3 separate regions of the Homo sapiens genome follow, and regions 2 and 3 are each linked to region 1. A link is a loop called in an ENCODE intact Hi-C map of the cell type or tissue named here. Cell type or tissue: IMR-90. All regions are shown on one strand.

Region 1 (2,500 bases):
TGATGAAAGGAAAGGATATTTACCAGCTGCTAATGAGCAGAGCTTGAGTCCCAGGAGACCAGGTTCTAATTTTGGCTCTGCCAGTATGGAGGATGCGATCCTCACTCGCTCCATTTAACTTCAATAGGTCTTTGTTTCTGCCTCCCTAAAATCAGGGAGTTAGCTGAGGTTACCTCAGATACCTTTTACATCTCTCAAGTTTTTTTTGTTTTGTTTTGTTTTTTGTTTTTTTGTTTTGTTTTGTTTTGTTTTTGCTGGAAAGCTAACTGCTCTAGAAAAAACCTTTGACTTGACTCAGAGGACACGGTGAGATGAGTTACATAAACTCTATAAGGCTCCATCTCCTCACCTGTTGAATGGACCTAATATTCTCTACCTGAAAGGATTAAATAAAGTCATGTATGTGAAATTAAGTAGCAGGGGGAAGGAAGCAGATTCGATGTCCCAATGTGAATGGAATCCAAATAACGTGATTTCATGACTAGTTTAAAGGAATCTTCTTCACTATTATCCTAACATCACAAGCAAAGCTGCCCACCCTCAGAATCCGGAAGCATTCTCTACCAAGTGGTCACCAAAACACAGGCAAAAGAGGCCAGGCGCAGTGGTTCATGCCTGTAATCCCAGCACTTTTGGAGGCCGAGTCAGGTGAATCATTTGAGGTCAGGAGTTCGCAACCAGCCTAGCCAACACAGCGAAATCCCGTCTCTACTAAAAATCCAAAAAAAAGTAGTTGGGCATGGTGGTGTGTGCCTGTAGTCCTAGCTACTCTGGAGGCTGAGGCAAGAGAATCACTTGAACTTGGGAGGTGGAGGTTTCAGTGAGCTGAGATCGTGCCACTGCACTCCAGCATGGGTGACAGAGAGAGACTCTGTCTAAAAAAAAAGGCAAAAGTCAAAATATGTAAACATGGCAGATCAAAGCTAATCACAATATTAAGAATTCAGTTTCCCTGGCCAGAGAGCCACTCGAAGCAGAGAGTAACCATAAATGAGGATTTCTTGACCCCCTTAACTAGATCCTCACAAAGCAATAGCCCAAATTCTCCCTTCCGTGTGACTATTTATCCCATACTAAGCCAATAACCTACATCCTAAGAGATGGCTGCAGAATGCACAATTAGGAAGAAGTTTTATTATTTTTACTGTGCTAGTCATCACATTGGAATCTTGTATAATCATGATCCAAAGTGGGTGGTATTACTCTCATTCTTACTGATGCAGAGGCTGAGGTTCCAATGGCTTAAGCAACTTGCCCAAAGACAAAACATGCAAGGAAAGACTACGTGACCTCACAGATTGTGCTCTTGCTCTTGTGTGTGACTCTCAAGAAATGATAAGAATCTTTGGGCAGAAATGCTGACAACTGAGGCAGAGAATCTGAAAACAACCTTCCCTTCAAACCTAAAAATCAGAGACTGCTTCTTCCAAACCACTGAGCTGTCAGAAGATGAATAAGGCAGAGAGACTGTCAGAATCCAAGTCAGGAGTACTAGCTTGTTCTTGACATGGTTACAGAGCCTAGGATACTGCAGGTGAATTCCACCTGGTTCTGAATGAATGAATGAATCAATCAATCAATGAGGAATTGCTCAAACTCAGGTTGCCAGTAGCATATAGGTCCATGGGTACAAAAAACTGTCATTCTGATTTTTTCTTTGTTTTTAATGCATATCCTTGCTCTTGCTACAAATCATAATTTTGGTGGGGTTGGGGGGATCCTTATTCCTCCAGCTTTCACTCTTTCAAAGTCTGACTTCTTAGTCTCTTTGGTCTCTTATTCCTCTTCCCTACTTTCTGCTTTCCACCTCTCCTTTTTCTTCATCCTAATGTTTCAGAAAGAATGCTTGAGAATATATATTTTTCTTTTTACCAGTGAAATATGGGGTGAAAAAAATACTGTATATACATTTAGATTGCCTGACTTTCCTCTATAAACTTGAAAAAAAAAACCATTAACTTCAGTTCATTAATGTAATGCCATGAGTTTCTTGTTATGAATTGTTATGGTCGACATGTTTATGTTTTCTGCAAATTCCTATTTTGAAATCCTATCCTCCAATTTAATAGTATTAGGAAGTAAGGGCTTTGGAAGGTAATAAGGTTATGAGAGTGAAGCCCTCATGAATGGGATTAGTGCCCTTATAAAAAGAGACTTGAGAGCTTGCTCTCTCTCTCGCTCTCTACTCTCTGCCACTTGAGGACACAGCAGGTAAATTGCTGCCTATGAACCAGGAAGCAGGCTGTCACTAGACACCAGATCTTCTGGCACCTTGATCTTGGACTTCCTGCCTCCAAAATGGTAGAAAATAAATATCTGTCGTTTAAGCCACCCAGTCTGCACAGCAGCAGAAACTAAGATAAGGATCATATTTTTAATGATGGAAATAATAATAAAGAAGAGGAATAAGTAAACTAAGTCTGGACTTCTCTAGAAACCAAACACTATCAGACCCAACTGGGAGATGTACTTACCCATATCAACTAATGTGCTATACTCA
Region 2 (2,500 bases), 59 kb before region 1:
TCTAATGTTCTCTTTCCATCTGCCTCATTTTAATTAGACATCCAAACCACCTCATTTTAATCAGAATACACGTTAGTTACTAGACTACTTGGAGAACATGAGATTTTTACCTTTATCACCAATTGAAGTCCCTGGTTCTTGTTTGCACTTATCTTATTCTTTCTCTCGCTGTTTTGCAGTGGCAGAATGTCACATGTCAAAAAAGTACTGCCATGGGAGACACATCATCATAAAGCCTAAAGTTTGAAATTGGTCACGAATGACCAGCATATGTCAACAACTTTGAAAATACCTATTCCCAAATCACACTAGCTAGACACTTCACTTCAGTGCTTGAAATCTAGCCAGGTTCTCACAGAGAAATCAGGCAAATACAACTTGCACTTATTTCCAGTTCCCAGCTCTGGCTAAGCTTCATTTTATTGTAAATCATCACAGATTTTTTTTTTTCATTTACTAGCTCTGTGACCTTGGACAAGTTGCTTTACCTTGCTGTGTCCTGGTTTTCTCATCAATAAGTAGGAATAATAGTCCCTACCTCAAGTGGCTACTGATTAGATATGGTAACATGTAATGTCCTCATCAGAGTGACTCTCAATGAAGATCAGGTAGTCTTGTTTGTGACATATATGAGCCTCGGCAGCAAGCCTCTCCTACTGCTTACTGTGAAAGGATGCCAACACCTGGATGGAAACGCTGCAGAAGACAGATCCATTAGATAGCCATGAAAGGAGATCTGGACTATAGACAAAGGATTCTCCAGAAACTGCAAGGAGACAGAACACAGAGAACTGTACCTTAGCTATCTTAAAGGTTACTGCTGCTGTGTTAAAAAAAAATCCTTCTGGTGGGGCCATATGAAGTACCCACTCTCAACGCCTCCTTCCCCAACGGCTGCATATTCATAGTCAGGGCTTCTTGGCAGTGAGACACACACCATGAGTCACACTGGGAGGTCAGTGACGAAACCATTATTCCCTTCAGTGTCATCCCCACCCCACCACAATTCCACTTTTGATTTGACACGTTATATGCTTAAAACATCTGGAAGTAAATCATCATCGAAGATACTATAAATGTGTGTGGTAATTATTGATGTGGCCCATACTACTGGGAGCAGTGTGCTTCTGTTCTTTTCCAGTTCAGTGAAAAAGGGGTTATAAATGTTAAAAACATTAGACTCCCCCAGTCCACTCTTCTATACAAGTGACTATTCTCCCAGGTGCTTGTGGGGAGCTCACTCTACCTTCTGGAAAGAAGGAAGGGAAAACTAACATTTATCATTATCATCATCATCGTCATCATTATTTTTTGGCTGCTATCTCTTATGTGTCAGGTCTTTTACATCAACTATCTCCATTTTATGGGTAGAAAACCCAAGCCTCAGAAAGATTAGATTACTTTCCTAAGCGTACACAGACACTAAGTGACAAAGAGTCAGGATTCCTGGTGTGGTAGGCAGCCTCCAAGATGGCCCCAGAGACCCCTGCCTCCTGGTATTCACCACCCTTGTGAAATCGCTTCTCTTTGTGTGTTGGCTGAATTTAGTGACCTGCTTCTAGCAATAAAATAGAACATGAGAGAAGCGATGGGATATCATTTCCAAAATTAGGTTACAGAAAGACTGTGGCTTCCATCATGGGTGACTTAGCACATATTCCACTGAGGGGTGGGATAAACTGACTTGTGAGGACTGGCCTGAACACCTGGCCACTGCTAACACAGAGGGCCAAGCTGCTGGAGTCAAATCAACGTGCACATGGGGTTTATGAGTCAAATTCTGCCCCTTTTCACCATGCCTGCACGGTTAAAGAAATCCACTCTGATTCCATGTGGCCAATTCCAACCACTCATCAGTGAGCCAGGATGTCCCCAAGTTCAACATAAGGAAAGAGAAACGAGGCTGCATTTCAAACGGTTTGGGTGCAGTGAAACTGGATGGCACATCATGCCTAGTACCTCTTCTTTTAACTTCTAAACGCTTGTAAACTCTGTGTGAATCAGAAATATACGGGTTGCATTACTCTGACTCAATTCATCAGAATGTTGTTTTGCAAGGATTACGTGAATTCCAGGAAGGCCTTGAAAAATAGCATTCTTTCATCTCATGCCCCAAAAGCTCCCAACAGGATGGATTCCCAAAACCCAAGATGTTGCCATTTGACTTAGAACTTCTCCAGGAGAAGCTCACCATCTATTCAGCTCCTACAGAGGGCCCTGGACTGAAGGTACTGATTTTCCAAATTGATAGTGTATTTGCATCAGATCCATCTTCCTATGATTTGGGGATGAGAAAGGTAACTTTTGGGAAAGACCCTTCTCAACTTTTTTTGCCTGACAAAACACTACCCGTCCTCTGGTGAGTTAAATCTTTTTTTTTTTTGTCCTGTACCATTCGAGAAAGCCTCTCTTAAATTTGAGTCACCCGGGGTCACTTCCAAGATGGCCAAATAGCAACAGCTCTGGTCTACAGCTCCCAGCGAGATAGACGCAGAAGATG
Region 3 (2,500 bases), 150 kb before region 1:
CTAGAAAGTAGTGGAACCAGGTTTCAGTGTAACTTCTTTTGACCCATACCCAGGAAGGTGCTCAGCAAACAGCAGGTGCTCCATAAACACCTATTGAACAAATGGATGATTCTGCAGCCCAAGTTCTTCCCACTACGCTCTACTATTACAAAACTGTTATCCCTCTGTCTGGTACACAGTTCTGATACCAAGGCTGATTAAACAGCATGTTGCCAAGTCCTCTTTTCTCAGGCCACTTTGGGCTGTCCCAGTTCCTCTGGTACTTCCCTGTCACCCTTGCTCCCAGCAGTATCTTTCAGAAACAGGAAACAACAATTTCTCATTCTACCATCTCTCTTCACAATCATGTGTGAAGGTGAAGAATGACATTTCCTTCCTCTTAATTCCTCCAAAAGGCAAACAACATATTATTCAGGAGTTCTGCATCAAATCCCAACACCTGATACGCCTGATAGGCAAACCATTCACTTTCTCTATTTGTGCAGCCATAGGACCTTATCACTATTGCTGTTCTTCCTTTTGATGATGAAACACATCCTCTATCACTCTTCACCTGTGTCCCTGGCAACTCCCTCAGGTTCACATGGCTTCTCAAACCTTAATTGTCTTGTTCAAGTTCTTGTGGGTCCAAAATAAATCATGGATTTAGAGAAATTATCACTGTGTCATTCATGCTTGAGTGCTGGCATGGCTAAATAGATAGATAGACACCTTCAAACCAGGGATATGGTTTAGGAAAACCTTACAGTTAGAATAAATTTTGTCTAGGAATGTTCTGTCCAAAAGCACCCAAAGTAATATATTTTTTCCAGACATTGTGTAAGGAAATATGCCCACCCATAGTTTTTCCATGGATGCTTTGCAGTTCAAACAGATGGAGGAAGGTAGCAGAGGACCTGAGATGAGGGAACACAGTTTCATTTAAGGATAAAACCCTCTAATAAAAGGCTTTTTCTGAGGTTTCATTCTAGCTTAGCATGATCATTTTGTGTACTAAAAATAAACAGAGATTATGCATAGCTAGGATTTGGGCCGGGGGAGGGAATCAGCCTCTCTCTTCACCCTTCTCTTTCCACTTACTCCCTTTGAGTTTTTTTCTTTTAATTTTAGGTATGCCAAAAAAGTAAGGTTTTCAGGAGTGTAACAATTATGGATTTTAGGCACCACAATGTTTTCTTCGGGTCCACACAAACACACACACATATACCCTTCCATATTTCCTTACCATGGCTAAAGCACAAATGCAGTATTTTTCACAGAACTGATGCTATTTTTAGACTGAATTGTAGGAAGTCTGCAGCATTAATAAATAGACAAGAAGCACAGAGCCATTGCGCATGGTGATATGCCAATGCAAAAGCTAGCTTGGCCTTTAACCAATGAACTGTGGTTAGATGTTGCAACAACAAAAGTAAAAGCACCGCTTACAAAGGAATGATTAATAAGCTGACAAACTTCAGGCATTTATTTCCTATTCTTTCGTGCCAGCTATATTAACACTAGCATATTTTCAACTTTATTAGTAAAGTCTTAGAGTCTGGTACTCTTAGGTGTGGTCACGAAGAGCTTCTTAAATCAGCTGCAAATTATTTGGAGAGGTAAATACTTGATAAATGTTGCTTTTTTCCCCCATTACCCTAATAGACCATGTCTGTTTATTTGTCTCCATGACACCTTGCTCCGAATAATAACCATTATGGTTCCCCAAACCCAATGCTGCAGGAAATCATCTACTGTGGTATTAGCATCTTGTGGTAACTGATCCATGCCCCTTGTTGTGGGACTTCTTCGGTCATATTTGCTTCAAGGAATTTCTATCCCTCCCTGTGGCAAATGTTCTCTGTGTGCCAGTCTGACATTCCTAGCATAGGAACCACTTTCTAGAAAGGGAGCCAGTCAACAGACTCCAATATCCTGTCTATAATAAACTCAACATCTCAATCAGCTGAAAAGATGGAGTAAAATGAGGAGTTAGGGGATGGAATTAGTGTGACCAACTTGCTTCAGTTTGCTTGGGACTGTCCCAGATTTTAAAACTAGAAGTTCCAGATCCCAGGAAACCTCTCAGTCCCATTCAGTGGGTTGGCTTGTTACCCTAGATGGAAGAGTCACTGGCCTGAGCCTGAAGGAAACTAGGAAGGGACTTGGCTTTAGAGACAGACCCAGGTTCAAATCCCAGCCAGGTCCTACCAGCTGTGTGACTCTCCTCAAGCCTCGGTGCTATCAACATGTGATTAACCTCTAGTCTGAGGTTAAGGATCCCACTTCTAAAGTTAAAAAACCATTCATGTCTGCAAAAATGGAAATAATAATAGCTACCTCATGGATCTGAGGATACAAAGCAAAATCACATCTGCAAGTATCTACACATACAAGAAATCGCAAACTTCAGAGCCCTGGTTGCTGAGTTCCAAAGTGGATTAAGATGGACTTAAGTGGGTCCTAAAAAAGCAATGACAAATGACACAATGAAATTGTATCCTGGATGGTGTGTCCCTGC

The links. A loop is a pair of places that touch in the nucleus more often than their neighbours do. Peaks named below come from ENCODE experiments on the same cell type or tissue, not always from the same donor. Only the 100,000 strongest peaks of a DNase experiment are listed, where the experiment ranks them.
Region 2: it touches region 1 in a loop (3-fold over the local background); 1 of 110 quality-filtered maps calls a loop at or near these places.
Region 3: a loop joins it to region 1, with 2.3 times the contacts of the local background. A loop is called at or near these places in 1 of 110 quality-filtered maps.

Annotation. Positions count from the first base shown.
Region 1 is chr4:16,685,174-16,687,673 of GRCh38, forward strand. All of the region lies in intron 2 of LDB2 (LIM domain binding 2), which reads right to left. Among named protein-coding and RNA genes, the nearest start is that of LDB2, 210 kb to the right of the region's middle. In IMR-90, no CTCF peak of the experiment used is centred here; DNase peaks (open chromatin) are centred at 558 and 1,238; H3K27ac peaks cover 1,561 bases.
Region 2 is chr4:16,626,199-16,628,698 of GRCh38, forward strand. All of the region lies in intron 2 of LDB2 (LIM domain binding 2), which reads right to left. Among named protein-coding and RNA genes, the nearest start is that of LDB2, 270 kb to the right of the region's middle. In IMR-90, no CTCF peak of the experiment used is centred here; DNase peaks (open chromatin) are centred at 963 and 2,043; H3K4me3 peaks cover 227 bases; H3K27ac peaks cover 1,768 bases.
Region 3 is chr4:16,531,050-16,533,549 of GRCh38, forward strand. The region is part of intron 5 of LDB2 (LIM domain binding 2); the gene reads right to left. All of the region lies in intron 2 of LOC105374505 (a long non-coding RNA gene), which reads left to right. Among named protein-coding and RNA genes, the nearest start is that of TAPT1-AS1, 310 kb to the left of the region's middle. In IMR-90, no CTCF peak of the experiment used is centred here; a DNase peak (open chromatin) is centred at 1,372; H3K27ac peaks cover 158 bases.